Linked DNA regions of Homo sapiens: region 1 is linked to region 2. Evidence: read pairs that join two places in POLR2A ChIA-PET (ENCODE). Cell type or tissue: GM12878. All regions are shown on one strand. Each heading gives the region's core, and the rest is flanking DNA. Links, peaks and the distances in the headings are about the cores only.

Evidence for each region. Peaks named below come from ENCODE experiments on the same cell type or tissue, not always from the same donor. Only the 100,000 strongest peaks of a DNase experiment are listed, where the experiment ranks them.
Region 1: POLR2A ChIA-PET joins it to region 2 with 5 read pairs; 2 of 35 experiments call an interaction of 5 or more read pairs at or near these places.

What each region holds. Positions count from the first base shown.
Region 1 is chr3:32,843,893-32,851,476 of GRCh38, reverse strand. The region is part of intron 1 of TRIM71 (tripartite motif containing 71); the gene reads right to left. Among named protein-coding and RNA genes, the nearest start is that of TRIM71, 30 kb to the right of the region's middle. RefSeq lists a silencer at 3,646-3,940 and enhancers at 3,592-4,172, 7,216-7,584. In GM12878, for the core only: no CTCF peak of the experiment used is centred there; no DNase peak of the experiment used is centred there.
Region 2 is chr3:32,988,165-32,995,748 of GRCh38, reverse strand. LOC107986072 (a long non-coding RNA gene) reads left to right here and starts at 3,066. Exons shown (of 2, transcript XR_001740633.2): 1 at 3,066-3,159; 2 at 3,317-3,828. It also overlaps a transcript of GLB1 not described here. RefSeq lists an enhancer at 2,843-2,962. In GM12878, for the core only: no CTCF peak of the experiment used is centred there; a DNase peak (open chromatin) is centred at 2,778; H3K27ac peaks cover 1,366 bases.

The DNA.
Region 1 (7,584 bases), core at 3,079-5,578, 150 kb after region 2:
AAAAAACAAAGTTTCCAGTTTGCCAGTTCACTTTCATTAATTAAAGGTGAGGAGGACAACGCTAAGTCTTCAAAGAACTTAGCTGGGTGGATTCAGTTAAGGAGAGAAATATACCAATCAGTGAATTCTGCATATTCTCCTTATCCTCCTCATTGGCTTGGCCATTTGTTCATTGTATTCCACTCTATTACCAACTGTATTCAGTTCTTTTACTAATTGTAGCCTGAAATTCAAATTTCACCATCTACTTAAGAAATTTTCTAAAAAGTGAGAGTGAGGAGGAAATTGAGACGTAAGGCTTATCAAAAAGAACAAACTTTTTTCCCCACAGCCCGAGAAACACAAGGTTTTAAAATGTGTAAGCTGAACCAGTAACATTTCCATAGTCACAGTGAGAAAGCGGAGCTTTCTAAAAAGCTTGACAGAACCATAAGAAAACAAAACAGGAAAGTGGAGAGGCTTGTTTTGAAAAATAATAATTTGTTTTTCATTTTGTGTATTTTGATAGAGAACACCTTTTCTATTTAAACCCCTCCCCAACCTGCACCTCAGGATGTCTCATTAGAATGAGGTGGGTGGTGGGGGTGGAGAATGACTTGAGATTTCGGGATCTGATCAATGCAACATGTTAGGGGCAGAGCACAAGGTCAAAAGGAAATGATTAATCCCACAAGAGAAACAGGCGGATAGGGCAGCGAATGGTCCCCCCTACAAAACCCTCACTAACAAGCCGGTCAAGATACCCTGCTTAGCAGCGTTCTCTCCATCCTGCACTCAGTATTTCAGCTTAAAATTCAAAGAATGTTCATCTACACAAGCTAGTCTTCCTTAAAGGTTATTTTTATTTGCTGTTATGTTCCAGTGGTTGCAAAAGAAGGTCGAGAATTAAGCAGGAGAGAGAATGACTCTAGTCATCAGGATGACTAAAACATTCTATGACAATCTGACAATTTCCATTCCTGGAGGGAGCCATGCTGATCATTAATGGAGGACGGAGTATTTTGGGCCTATTTAAAAGCAGTTACCAGTCAAGACATACAATATCCCTTTGAAATACTATGACATCAACACTCTGAAAGTACATAAATAGGTCAAACACAAGAGGAGGGGGAAGGGAAATGCCTTTTGCAAAAATCCTTTGGGAAACAATTTCCTCTTAGCTTTTCACCCTCCCTAATGCTTGCTTTTAGAGAATTGCACACAAAAAAAAATCTGTATTCCCAATTAGCAATGCAAACTTCACCCGCTAACCACCACATCCTCCTATAGAAAACCCTAGATTTGCCACAGGATTAGTATTTTAAACTCAGATGCCTCAACACCTTTCTGTCCCACTACCTGCCTTTGGAAAAGAGGCACGGAACGGAGGGAGACTGGAAGACAACGAACCTCCATGCCACAGGGCCTAAATTCTGAAACCATCCAGATGCGTGGGGTTTTGTTTCATTTTTGGCAATACATAATTAACAGATGACTATCTTGCTTTGAAAGACACTGAAGACATACCCCAAGAACGCTTTGAGCCACACAATCTTAGGAGCTAGATAGGAGCTACCTTCAATTTGTGTGCACAACTTGTGACAATCTCAGGGCCTGGCAACCCCTCAATTAGTGTGCAAAATTTTGAGCGTGCAGTTCTTTCTGGAGAGAAAGTACACAGGTCAGATTCTTAAAGGGGTTCTTGACAAAAAAGTTAAGAATCCATAGCCAATGCACCCAACTCTTACCCCACCGGACAAAAAAAGTGGAAGGGGAAGGAGGCTTGTTTACCTGGTAAAACAGCCACAGTTTAATTAAGAAATAAGGATTAGAACTCCAGGCCCTAGGCCAGGCTCACGCCTGTAAATCCCAGCACTTTGGGAGGCTGAGGCGGGTGGATCACTTGAGGCCAGGAGTTCGAGACCAGCCCAGCCAACATGACAAAACCCCATCTCTACTAAAAATACAAAAATTAGCTGGACGTGGTGGTGCACGCCTGTAATCCCAGCTACTGGGGAAGCTGAGGCAGGAGAACTGCTTGAAGCCTGGAGGCCGAGGTTGCAGTGAGCTCAGATCGCACCATTACATTCCAGCCTGGGTAACAGAGCAAGGCTCTGTCTCAAAAGAAAAAAAAAACCAAAAAAACTCCAGGCCCTATGCAAGATCCTTCCTCTAACCACACTGTTTAAAAATTAGTCCTGGGGGAAACTGCAGTGCCAGCGTTTCTAATCTAAGGCAGGTAAATGAACTCGCTCTACCTTCACCATGAAACAATGTTTAACTACCAAGTAGTAGCTCCACAAGACTGGGTTCCTTCTGACCTTATCCATCCAAACTGAGGGGCTTATTTTCCAACATAACAGCTTTTTAAATTCACTTGCAGTTATCATGCCCTTAAGTCCCCTGTCCACTTAGTACCCCCAGCTTAAGGCTCCCCTGACTGCCCAGGGCCAGGATCCCATGTTTTCCCATTTCCTAAAATAAGAGTGTTTGAAAAAATTTAAATATCATCTTAACCTCTCTCCAACCCTAGACCCCCAGAGCTTCAGGGAACTCATTGAATAGGGGTGAGGGATTGGGGTTTAGGGGCTTAGGGATGTGTCTGGCAGGGCTCTGAAATCCACAAGTTTCCACTGCTCCATGACACTACCACATGAAAGCTCAGCTTTCTGGTTGTCCTGTGACCTCAAGTCTCAGCTAACCAAGGTGATTCCCGCCATCCCCAGACTCCACTGGGTCCACAGCCTGGCCACTGCCCCAGGTTTCATTCAGCTGGCCAAGGCTGGTGTTTTAAAGGGCAAAAATGAAGAGGCATCAGGCATTTTAAAACTGCCTGGCTCAAGGGAAAAATAACCTCAGGACCCTAATCATAGACAAAACTAGGGGTATTTTTGAGCCTCGTTTCCCAAAAAGAACCATAAAAAGAAAACAGTATTAAGAAATATGAGATAAAGAGATAGCAGAGAATTAGCAAAGACAATCCCCTTATTTCTTCGGAGGGAACCTTCCACAACGGCTTCATGCCCTGATGATTCAGGCCCCCACCCCTCCAGGGAAGAGGGGTGGTTATCAGGGAAAGAAGTGACAAGACCAGCTGACTTCTGCAGACAAGATAAGAGTTTATGGGCCAGACCTTGCAAAACTCCCTTGGCAGGATTCCTCTGACCTGTAGAACTAAGAGGGCAGAAAGAAATGCACACTACCCTGGGGTGCACAACTGTCAAAACTCACCATATATTCAGATCTGTGCATTTCATCATGCGCACAGTATAGCATAAGTATCTACCTATCATTTCTATTTAACAAATTAAAAATCTAAGGCAAAGAGATTAACTCACATGAGGTCACACAGTATTAAGTGGCTCTTTGCCATGCTTGTATAAAGTACAGTCGTCTCTCGTTATCTGTGGAAGACTGCGTGTCCAGGACCCCCTTGGATACCAAAATCCAAGGATACTCAAGTTCCTTATATAAATGGTGTAGTATTTGCAGACAACCCATGAACATCCTCCCATATACTTTAAATCATTTCTAGATTGGTTATGAATATCTAGTACAATGTAAATATTATGTCAATAACTATACTGCATTTGAAATTTTTATTGCCTTATTTCTAATATTTTCAATCCACAGTTGGTTGAGCCCATAAATATATAAAACATTACACTCCCAAAACAAAACAAAAAACCAGCCCCATATTGAGAGCCAGCTAAGCCAAGACTCAGAGGCAAATGTGGGAGGAGGCCAACTCCAGGCGAATCTCTGCTTGTCAGCACATTCATTTGTCACATATGGAAAGGCCTGCATTTAACTGAGCACAAAGCTGAGCTCAAGACAGATAGTCAATGTGTACTTGCCAAATGTAAGGATACAGTAAGTCAGGCACTGGCCTGGATGCTTCCCTGTATCAACTCATTTAAAATGCACAACCTTAAAGTTAGTACAGCCATTATGGAGCCAAGGGCACAGAGGTTCCTCAGAAAGTTAAAAACAGCACTACCCTGGCTGGGTGCGGTGGCTCACACCTGTAATCCCGGCACTTTGGGAGGCCAAGGCAGGCGGATCACCTGAAGTCGGGAGTTTGAGACCAGCCTGACCAACGTGGAGAAACCTCTCTCTACTAAAAATACAAAATTAGCGGGACATGGTGGCACGTGCCTGTAATCCCAGCTACTCGGGAGGTGGAGGCAGGAGAATCACTTGGACCCGGGACGCGGAGGTTGCGGTGTGCTGAGATTGCGCCATTGCACTCCAGCCTGGGCAACAAGAGCAAAACTCAGTCTCAAAAAAAAAAAAAAAAAAAAAAATTGCTGGACCTGGCGGCGAGAGCCTGTAGTCCAAGCTGCTCCAGAGCATAAGGCAGGAGAATCGCTTGAACCTGGGAGGCGGAGGTTGCAGAGATGGTGCCACTGCACTCCAGCCTGGGTGACAGAAACTCAAACAAAACAAAACAAAAACAGAACTTCCACATGATCCAGCAATCCCACTTCTGGGTATATATACCCCAAATAACTGAAATCAGTATGTCAAAGAGCTATCTGTCCTCTCATATTCACTGCAGCATTGTTTACAAGACAGCAAAATGTGCCATATATGCATGGGTGAATACTATTCAGCCTTTAAAAGGAAGGAAATCCTGTCATTTGCAACAACTGGGATGAAACTGGAGGTTATTATGCTAAGTGAAACAAGCCAGGCACAGAAAGACAGACACCACATGATGTCACTTATATATGGAATCTAAAAAAGCTAATCTCATAGAAGTAGAGAGAAGAGAACTAGAGTAGAAGTAGAGAGTAGAATATCAGAGGCTGGGGTTGGAGCGGGGGGCTGGGGACAGGGGTGGGTGCAGGGGAGGGGCAAGGGGAGATGTCGGTTAAAAGTTTCAGTTAGACAGGAAGACTTAAGTTTTCAAGAGCTAATGCACAGCATGGTGACCACAGTTGTTAATGATGTATTGAGAACAGATTTTAAATATTTTAAACATTATCATTACAAAAAACATAAGTATCTAAGTTAATTACCTTAATATAATCATTCCACAATGTATGTATATACCAAACATCACATTGTACCCCCTAAACATATACAGTTATTATGCCAATTTAAAAATAAGAAGTGGTGGCCAGGCATAGTGGCTCACGCCTGTAATCCCAGCACTTTGGGAGGCTGAGGCGTGTGGATCACAAGGTCAGGAGATCGAGACCATCCTGGCTAACACGGTGAAACCCTGTCTCTACTAAAAATACAAAAAATTAGCCAGGCATGGTGGTAGGCGCCTGTAGTCCCAGCTACTCAGGAGGCTGAGGCAGGAGAATCCTGTGAACCCGGGAGGCGGAGCTTGCAGCGAGCCAAGATCGCGCCACTGCACTCCAGCCTGGGCGACAGAGCGAGACTCCATCTCAAAAAAAAAAAAAAAAAAAAAGTGGCTTACCAAGTTAGTTTCCCATCCAAAAACATAATAAATAAATGCACAAGCTAGTGAGCCATAGTCTCCAACTCCGTTTTTTAAAAAAGGATGCAAACTGCCAGGTGGATCACCTAAGGTCAGGAGATCGAGACCAGCCTGGCCAACATGGCGAAACCCTGTCTCTACTAAAAATACAAAAATTAGCCAGGCTTGGTGGCAGGTGCCTGTAATCCCAGCTACTCGGGAGGCTGAGACAGGAGAATCACTTGAACCCGGGAGGCGGAGGTTGCAGAGGTTGCAGTGAGCTGAGATCACTCCATTGCACTCCAGCCTGGGTGACAGAGAGACTCTGTTTCAAAAAAAAAAAAAGATCCAAACTTGGCCTAGGTCGCATGGCAATTTGACCCAGTAACCTCATGAAAGATCCCAAGGCCCTTTGTTCTCTCACAGGGCATACTGTCATTAACAATACATACAACTGGCTTATAATATCATATGATCTCATTTACCTAGTGACCACTGAGTTAAAGAAAGGGTTTGTACCTGTGAGTAACCCCCAGAGTAACCCCCAAACTGAAGACTCCTTGCAAACCCGCTAGAGGGAAGGAGGGCTGCCAAGCCAGGTGGCAGCAAGACTGTTCATGGTGTGGTGGCAGGAGCTGCTCAGCCAGATGAGGGACAGTGGGGACTCCTGAATATACTAAACACCTTCTTCTCTTTCATCCTTTTTGCCCTGGCTCCTGGGGATTCCTACATCTTTGCAAGCTTTCTGTGGGTTTGAGCCATGTGTCTCCCACATTTTCACCCAATTAACCCTGGGAGTGAAATGGAAGCCCTGGCATGGTCTGGGAGACACAGCCACAAACATTTCAGCTCTGTCTGAAAATTACTGTACTCCCCTCCACAGCACAGCATTAGCTGTTTTTATACAATCCAGACAGGTACCTGGAAAGCCTCCAGGTGGCTCCTGTTCAGCTCCATTTAGAGAGAGATGCCAACTAGAGGTGAAACCAGAAGGGAAGACCTGGCAAGGCCCTCAGATGCACAGCCTCACCTAGTTCTAGCTGTCCTTGTTTGTGTTGAAGGCAGAGTCCCACATGAAACAACTTTGGGGAGTTTCGCTCAAATTCAGCCCAAAAACTCAGTCTTCATTACCTTGTCTTAATTTGAATTTCCATCCCAATGTCATTAAAATTGGGGAACTTTGGAAGTACGGAATGGCTTCTTAGAAATACAATGTCTCCACTGGCTATCTTTTCAAGGTGGCTCAGAGGAGGGGGATGGCTAAAGGTTGATTCAATATTCTAGGAATTGTTATGGCTTGAAGTTGGTTAACCGACTTCATCAGCTAAGTTAAAGCTTCATTATTATCACAGGCTGCTTAAACCCACCAGGGCATCTGATAATAATACAGGTCTACCAATTTACAACTCAGGAGATATCATTTAAAATGAAATAGAAAAGTTATGATTGGCCAGGCTCGGTGGGTCACTGGTGAGACGCTCTCTACAAAATTTTTTAAAGTTAGCTAGGCATGGTGGAGAGTGCCTGTACTCCTAGCTACGCCAGAGGCTGAGGCAGAAGGATTGCTTGAGTCTGGGAGGCCGAGGCTCCGGTGAGCTGTGATCACGCCACTGCACTCTAGCCTGAGTGACAGGCCGAGACCCAGTCTCAGGGAAAGGGAATAAAAGTGAAGTTATGACTGACAATTGGGTAAAATGCCAATTCACAAAACAAAACAGTGTGCTGAGAACTCTGTTGTGACCTAAAATCCCCTCTTCCTCCTAGGGCAACATTTAAATCTGTTTCTCAAAGGGGCCACCAGCATTAGAATCCCCAGAGGTACTTGTTAAAGATGCAAATTTGAGCCCCACCCCAGTTTTAGAGAATCAGAATCTCCATGGGGTAGGGAGCCCCAGGGCTAACCAACTCCCAGGTCATTGTTAACCAGGGAAGGGCTGATTTACACAACCACACAAAATAACGACGACGCGAGAAAGCATGGGTAAGCACATAGTGGGCAGTCACTACAGATAATTTCCCCGTAAAATACTTCGGCTCTCATAGTTTTTAGGACACTTATTTTCTCTATAGTTCACATTAAAACATCTTGAGACTCTAACCAGAAAAAAGTGCGTTTATCTGGAGTTATTTGCATAACATTAAATCCAGCAGGATTTATGGAGCTCCTCCAC
Region 2 (7,584 bases), core at 1,382-3,881:
CTTGACCTCCCAAAGTTCTGGGATTACAGTTATGAACCACTGCACCCGGCCCTGTAGTTTTGTTTTGTTTTTAAGGAGGGAGAAAGGAAAGTTTTTTTATGTCAATCTGTAATGTTTTCTTGGTGGTATATTTTTCCCTCTGTCATAGGCACAACTAATAAATATCTGAGATTGAACAGTGAGTCTTTAAACACAGGTTGAGCCAGCTGCAAGTGGCATAGATGAGCCGAAACAAACACTGGAACTTAGTTAAGGACGTTTTTCCATAGTACCTTTTTCTAGATGTTCTGCACCATTTGATGTTTGGGCAGATCACAGGGCGAAGGAGGTGCTACATGGACTCATACCCTCATTTCATTACTCCTCCACTGCACAGTTACCAAAAACATAAAATGATACTCAAGAACCATGGCCAAACAGTGATAAGCTTTGGAAAGAAATGTGAAATGACTCCTTTTAAAGCATATGTACATTGGTGAATTGCAGTTCCCCTGCCCTAGAGACAAGCAGAGAATCTCCAGAAGGCACGAGCAGTGGAGTGTGGTTGCCTCATCAGCGTGTACACTTGCCTTATATTTCACTCATTCAGTCTTCAGAACTACACTGTAAGGTCAAATAGCAATAAGTCCATTTTACAATTGAAAATATTTAAAACTTTGGCAAGAGGCAGAGTTGATTTCAAACCTGGCCTACCTCCCTCCAAAGCCAGAGTGTTTTGTCTTATCAATGTGAGGGAATTTGGATGGGTTTTCCCACCTACAGCACTCTGCCACCCCTTACCCAGGAAGTTTTTGGAAAACAGAATCTTTTTTTTTTTTTTTTTTTTTTGAAACAGAGTCTTGCTCTGTCACCCAGGCTGGAGTGCAGTGGCATGATCTTGGCTCACTGCAAACTTTGCCTCCTGGGTTCAAGCGATTCTCCTGCCTCAGCCTCCAGAGTAGCTGGGATTACAGGCGTGCATCACCATGCCCAGCTAATTTTTGTATTTTTAGCAGAGACGGGGTTTTGCCGTGTTGGTCAGGCTGGTCTCAAACTCCTGACCTCAGGTTATCCACCCACCTGGGCCTCCCAAATCGCCGGGATTACAGGCATGAGCCACTGCGCCTGGCCAGAAAACAGAATCTTAATACATAGATAGTGCCACCTGGACTCTGGACTCCCCTCAACCCATCCAACTCTACACTGCCTCTCATGGGCACACATTTTGCCTGCTACAATGTTCTTCCTAAAATAAGATGTGCCTTCAGTCATTCTTGATTTCTCTCAATAACCTTATTTCAGATCTGTCCACGAATTGATTGAAAATGCAACTCTCTCTATGGATGCTACCTTTGGAAAATAATAAGGGGAGTACTTTTATTACCTACTATCTAAACCTTTTATATTAAATTTATCTTTCAGCCACCGTGCCCGGCCTCACAATGTAGTCATTTGTGTCTGATCTCTCTCAGCATACCGTGAGGTTTGTTCCATGTTGTAGCATGTTCAGGAATGTGTTCCTGTGTGTTGCTGAGTCGCATTCCATTGTATGGATGTACCACATTTTGTTTATCCATTTGCCAGCTGATGGGTACTTGAATGGTTTCCAGTTTTGACTATTATGAAGAATGCTGATATGAACATCCATATACAGTTATTTGTGTAGTCATCCGTTTTCATTTCTCTTGGATAGATACCCATGAGAGGGATTGTTTAGTCATATAGTAATTTATATTGAACTGTTTAAGGAACTGTTAAACAATTTCAGAATATCTTTTTTGAAGATAGTGAATAATGAAGAGGAGGCAGAATTACCCTTAGACCTGTAATCCCAGCACTTTGGGAGGCCGAGGTGGGTGGATGGCTTGAGCCCAGGAATTCGAGACTAGGCTGGGCAATATGGCAAGACCTCATCTCTACTAAAAATACAAAAATTAGGCCAGGTGCGGTGACTCACACCTGCAATCCAAGCACTTTGGGCTGAGGCAGGTGGATCACCTGAGGTCAGGAGTTCGAGACCAGCCTGGCCAACATGGTGAAACCCCATCTCTACTAAAAAATACAAAAATTAGCCGGGCATGGTGGCAGGCACCTGTAATCCCAGCTACTCAGGAGGCTGAGGCAGGGGAATTGCCTGAAAGCGGGAGGCGGAGGCTGCAGTGAGCCGAGATTGCGCCACTGTACTCCAGCCCGGGTGACAAGAGTGAGACACCGTCTCAAAAAAAAAAAAAAAAAAAAAAAAAAAAATTAGCTGGATGTGGTGGTGCATGCCTGTAGTCCTAGCTACTCAAGAGGCTGAGGTAGGAGGATCACTTGAGCCTGGGAGGCAGAGGTTGCAGTGAGCTGAGATCACACCACTGCACTCTAGCCTGGGTGGCAGGGCCAGACCCTGTCTCAAAAAAGAAAGAATCACACTTAGAATTTGCAGATTTATCATCCCTCCTGTCCTCTCTCTTCCCTTCTCCACCTTACACTACCTACTTTCTTTATCTGTCATTGTCAGTCTGTTTATCTTTGTTTCTCAGCAAATCCAGTTTATTCAGAATGAAATTGTTTAATGCTAATCCGAGGTGGGGTTTTTTTTCATTGTTTCCCCAACAAGAAATATGTCTTCTGTCAAATGACACAAATAGGAAATGATCTCATGTGGTCTTTATTTCTCTCCTTTATGAAAAAGAAGTCATTTTCTGAAATCACCTTTTTAGTCAGTCTGAGGGATCCTGACTGGTCTGTGGTAGCACACACAGCTGGTGTGGACCATCAGCACATGGGCTGCAAGGAAAATCGCCCCGATGTCCAGACAGTGGGGCCAGGTGGTTTCTGGGTTTTGGCCTAGCCCCTGCTCTTGGTCTGACTGAGCAATACTTCCCCAGATGTCCCTTGCCCTTCAGCCCACTGGCCCTGACCTTTGTTAGAAGTGGATGCCCAGCAGCTTTCTGGTTGTCTGTGAATGCCCGGTGAAGATTCTGAACTGATTCCTCACCAGACAGTTGCTCTGTTTGCACCACAAGGGGCTTTCCCACGTGTGAGCAGGCCTCCCACCAGCTTCATTCCTCCAAACTCCCAAACCAGCAGCACTGTCTCCTAAGATACAACAGGACAGGCTTTGAGGACAGAAACCCAGGGTCACGTTCCTGCTCCATCACTTTCCATCAGCATGGTCTCGGGCAAGGGAATCGTGTAAGTCTAAATTTCTTATTCTCCTAAATGTGGTGGCCACCTTGTGGGGTTTTAAAATTAAATGAGGTCATCATAAAAGTACCTTGTATAGCATTTGCCATGTAGTAGCTGCTTACTAAATGCTAGTTTGAGTCTTTCCTATCATATTCCACCACAGAAGCAGGTAACTGATCATCTGGAAACCTGGGGGACAAGAGGGAAGAAATGACACCTAGGATGCTCCATCCTTTCCCTGCATCCCTTTGTGTTCAGTTCAACAACTTGGTTCTCCTCCTGACCAGCCACTGTGCTTGGCTGAGGACACAAAGGTGAAGGAGACAGTCTAGTATAAAACATGACACAGACCAGACCCAAAGGGGAGGAAGAGGTCCTGTAGAAAGGTGAAGGGGCATCATTCACCAAGCCTCTCCAGCATTAACCAGAGACTGCTGGAGGGCAGCGTGAGCCTACGGAAAAGACTCGACATCCAGGGTTTGGACTTAAAGGCCCTAGTGTGGACTTCTTCAGTGCTCTGATTCCTTGAAGATTCTGTTGGCTTGTTCTCAAAACGTAAGCAACTTTCCAGTGCCAACATATTGAATTCCTTGCCCACGGGGCATTTCTCATCATCATGGGTTGCAATGTGTGCTGTTGTCTGTTGCTGCATAATAAACCAGTAAGTCTGCTTAAGTGGCATGAAGCAACTATTTTGTTATGCACACGATTCTATGGATCAGGAATTTGGACAGCCCAGCAAGGATGGCTTGTCTTTGTTCTGTGACGTTGGGGCTTCTGCTGGGTACCAGAACCATCTGGCAATTCCTTCACTCACTTGCCTGCTATTTGGGCCAGGATGACTTGAAGTTTAAGGCCACTTAGGACAGTCAACAGAGCATCTACAAGTGGTCTTTCCATGTGACTCAGGCTTCTTATAACACAGTAGCTGGGTTCTGATGGCATGTTCCAGAAGGGAGCTTCCAGAGAGTGAACATTGCAACAGAAGCAGGTGGAAGCTGCATGGCCATTTAAGGCCTAGATGCAGAAGTCACATAGCATCAGTCCACTGTACTCTACTGGTCAAAGTAGTCATAACCCAGATTCAAGGGGAGGAAACACAGATCCCCATCCTTGGATGGGAGAAATGACAAAGAATGTGTGGCCATTTTTAAGAAATCATCACATGTGCACCCAGTGCTATGTTGTAGCACACTCCAATTTGTGTATTTCCATCCATTTCACTAAAGGTCTGAAAGCCCAGCAAGCATGAATTGAGGTCCAAGGCCCCACTGGTAAGGAGCAGGAGGCCATTGGCTAAGTGGTTCATTTAGCCTGTGTTTAGTGAATTGGATCCCTTTGTCTCTTTTTGCAAATTGCCAGGCCCCGGTGGTCTCACCAGATATTAACTGAGGGGAATTAACTGGACACAGGCAGGAAATCCACTGTGTGAACCCCCCACCAGTCAGAGTTTATGGAGGTATGAGATGATGGGCACTGCACACAAAGCTCAATGTGGTTTCTGTTTCTTTGGGTGAAATCTTTTGATACGATTTCTGATCAAGAGGTGCAGTCTGTCCAATTTACTTCAACTTTCTTTAATTTTTACTAAGCAATACGATTATTATTATTATTATTATTTTTAGACAGAGTCTCACTCTGTCGCCCAGGCTGGAGTGCAGTGGCGTGATCTCTGCTCACTGCAAGCTCCACCTCCCGGGTTCACGCCATTCTCCTGCCTCAGCCTCCCGAGTAGCTGGGACTACAGGCACCCGCCACCACGCCCAGCTAATTTTTTGTATTTTTTAGTAGAGACGGGGTTTCACCGTGTTAGCCAGGATGGTCTCGATCTCCTGACCTCGTGATCTGCCCGCCTCGGCCTTCCAAAGTGCTGGGATTACAGGCGTGAGCCACCGCGCCCGACTGCAATAGGATCTTTTTACCAGAGTGCTTTGGCTGTCGTGGACCACCTGACCTCTTTTCTGGGGACTTTGAAATCAGGAAGTGTCCCAAGAAGTGCCCAGTGAGGAGTCCCCAAGGTTTCAGGGTGTATCCCTTCTAGTGTGATGGATAAGCCCCTCAGCATTTAACTATTTTAGTAGGTGGGTTTGTTTTGTTTTGTTTTTTTCATTTACCCAATAGACATTCATTCAATACTTACTCTAAACCCCATGCCACTGTGTAGGACACATTTCTTGCCCCTCAGGGAGCGCACAGATCTATTAATGAACCATGTAGCTTGTGAGGGGTAGACAATGACAGCGATGAGATCAGAGTGCTGTGAGCATGCTGAATCCAGTCTTAGACTTGATGTGGAGCAGAGACTGGTCAGGGCAGGCTTCCTGGAGTTGAGCCAGGTGAAGAATAAGAGAAGAAGGAGAAAAGATAGGCATGAGTAGAGCAGAAAGTGCTTCTCAGAGGGAGGCAGCATCTGCAGAGATCCAGGGTCTGGAGAGACAATGGAGAATTCCAGAAATTGGTGGCATGTACCTCAATCTGACTGGGGTTGGAATGAACAGAGATGAGGCAGGAGAGATGCAGGGATCAGAGCTATCTCCAACCAGATGGTAGTATCCTGAAAAATTGGTTATTTTCACATATCTTTTGTCCTCTGAAGTTTCTAGGTTCATGTCTTCAACTTTGATGGTGCTTAATAAGAATAATAACATTCATAAAGTGGTTTTAATGTGTTATTTTTGCATACAGTATTTCATTCAGTCTTTATAAGAACCTTTTGAAGAAATAGGGCGGGTGGCATGCAGCTCAGTTTACAGTTTAGGAAAATCAAGAGGTAGGAAGAATTGTGATTTACACAAAATCAGGGGCCTGAAACTCACACCCAAGTCTCTTGCCTCCAAATCCCACACTCTTCTTACTATGCAGATTGCCTTGATTGAGCTGCAAGGAGAAAGTTTTGTATTGTATTTGAGAAAACTCACAACACAGAAGAACAATATTTCAGCCTTGTCTGACATGACAGATCAGGTCTGAGCTGTGGCCCCAGGTTTTGGTGATTGACCCATGAGTCTTGTGTGTGTCTCTGGTGAGCAGAATGCCCGGTATATGTGGGTCCCCAGTGGATACAGGTCAGGGAGCAAGCAATCCTCCACACTGGAAGATGACTTATTCACAAGGCTGGGCATCCCTCTCAGACAAAACCCACTATCATATCTCTTCTGGTTTAATTCATGTTTTGACACTCAGCAAATTCCCCAGGAACTTAGCTGAAGAGTTTCGTGAGCCGGAAGTGCCTCTGAAAGAAGTGAGCAGAGAGAAGGTACGTGGAACTTTATTCATAGTTGAGCAGGCAAATGATGACTCTCGGTTTTTCTCTGGAGGGGAGCTCTTCCTTGAGGTGAAACGGGCTGAGGAGACATGAGAGAGGGCAGAGAAGCACCACAGACTGACATCAACCTGAGGCCTTCTGATGCTAAGAACATCACAACTTCCCTGGTGGGCAACTGGGTTCATCTGTCCACTGTCTGCCATGATCGGCAGATATCAAGAAGCCATTTGCAAAGTCCAAAGGACAAATATGGTAAAATACTCAAGAAACTCTCTGAAGAGTTTATTTGTAGTGGACCAGAGGTCACTGTGCTGCTGCCAGCACCCCACCCCCACCCCAGTGATCTTGATAAGTCTTTCATGGTTTTGTACCCTAAAATTGTGATTACCTGGAACCAAACCTTACCATGCCAAGGGCTTCCACTAGATGGGATTTTTGCAGTACTAAATATCTACAAGAAAAAAAGAGCTTGTAGAAAAAAAAAACAGGAAAAAACAGTTGTTAGGTGGAGGACTAGTTTTATCTAGCTTTCTATTAAAAGCTTCTGTGATTGCCTGATAGGCTGATAACAGGAAGATATTGTTGAAATACATATTCCAGATCCTGTCCTGAAGTCACTGCAGATTCATCTCAGTTCACTGCAAACTCTACAAAAGCCAACCTGGTAAAAGATGGAATTCTGATTGTTCAGGAAACAGAAGTGGAGGACAGAGTAAAAAGACTGAGATTAACTGTCTGGTTTTCTTTCCACTCTGGGCACCAGAATTTTGCCTCTTAATAGCTAGGAAGGAGCCACCCATCTCAAGAATTCAGATAGAGCAATGCTTTTGAAAGCAACCAACTCTTCACTCTGATATAAAACGTCAGTGCCCATGTTATCTGAATAGTAACATATGTAGAATGTGAATACCATACAGCAGGTGTGAACTGAACTTTCAGTCCCTCCTCACTGAGCAGGACACTTCAACAACACGTTGGTCCCAACTCTTCCTCTTTCTCTTAGTGACCAATTTTGCCATTTTCTGCTCCCATGTTTTTTATACACTGAAATTTCCCCTTCTTCATTTCAGTGAGCCTATCACTTAAGTCCTTGGTCTTTGCACCTTAAAAGTCTCTAAGATCCTTTTTTTTTTTTTTTTTTTTTTGAGATGGAGTCTTGCTCTGTC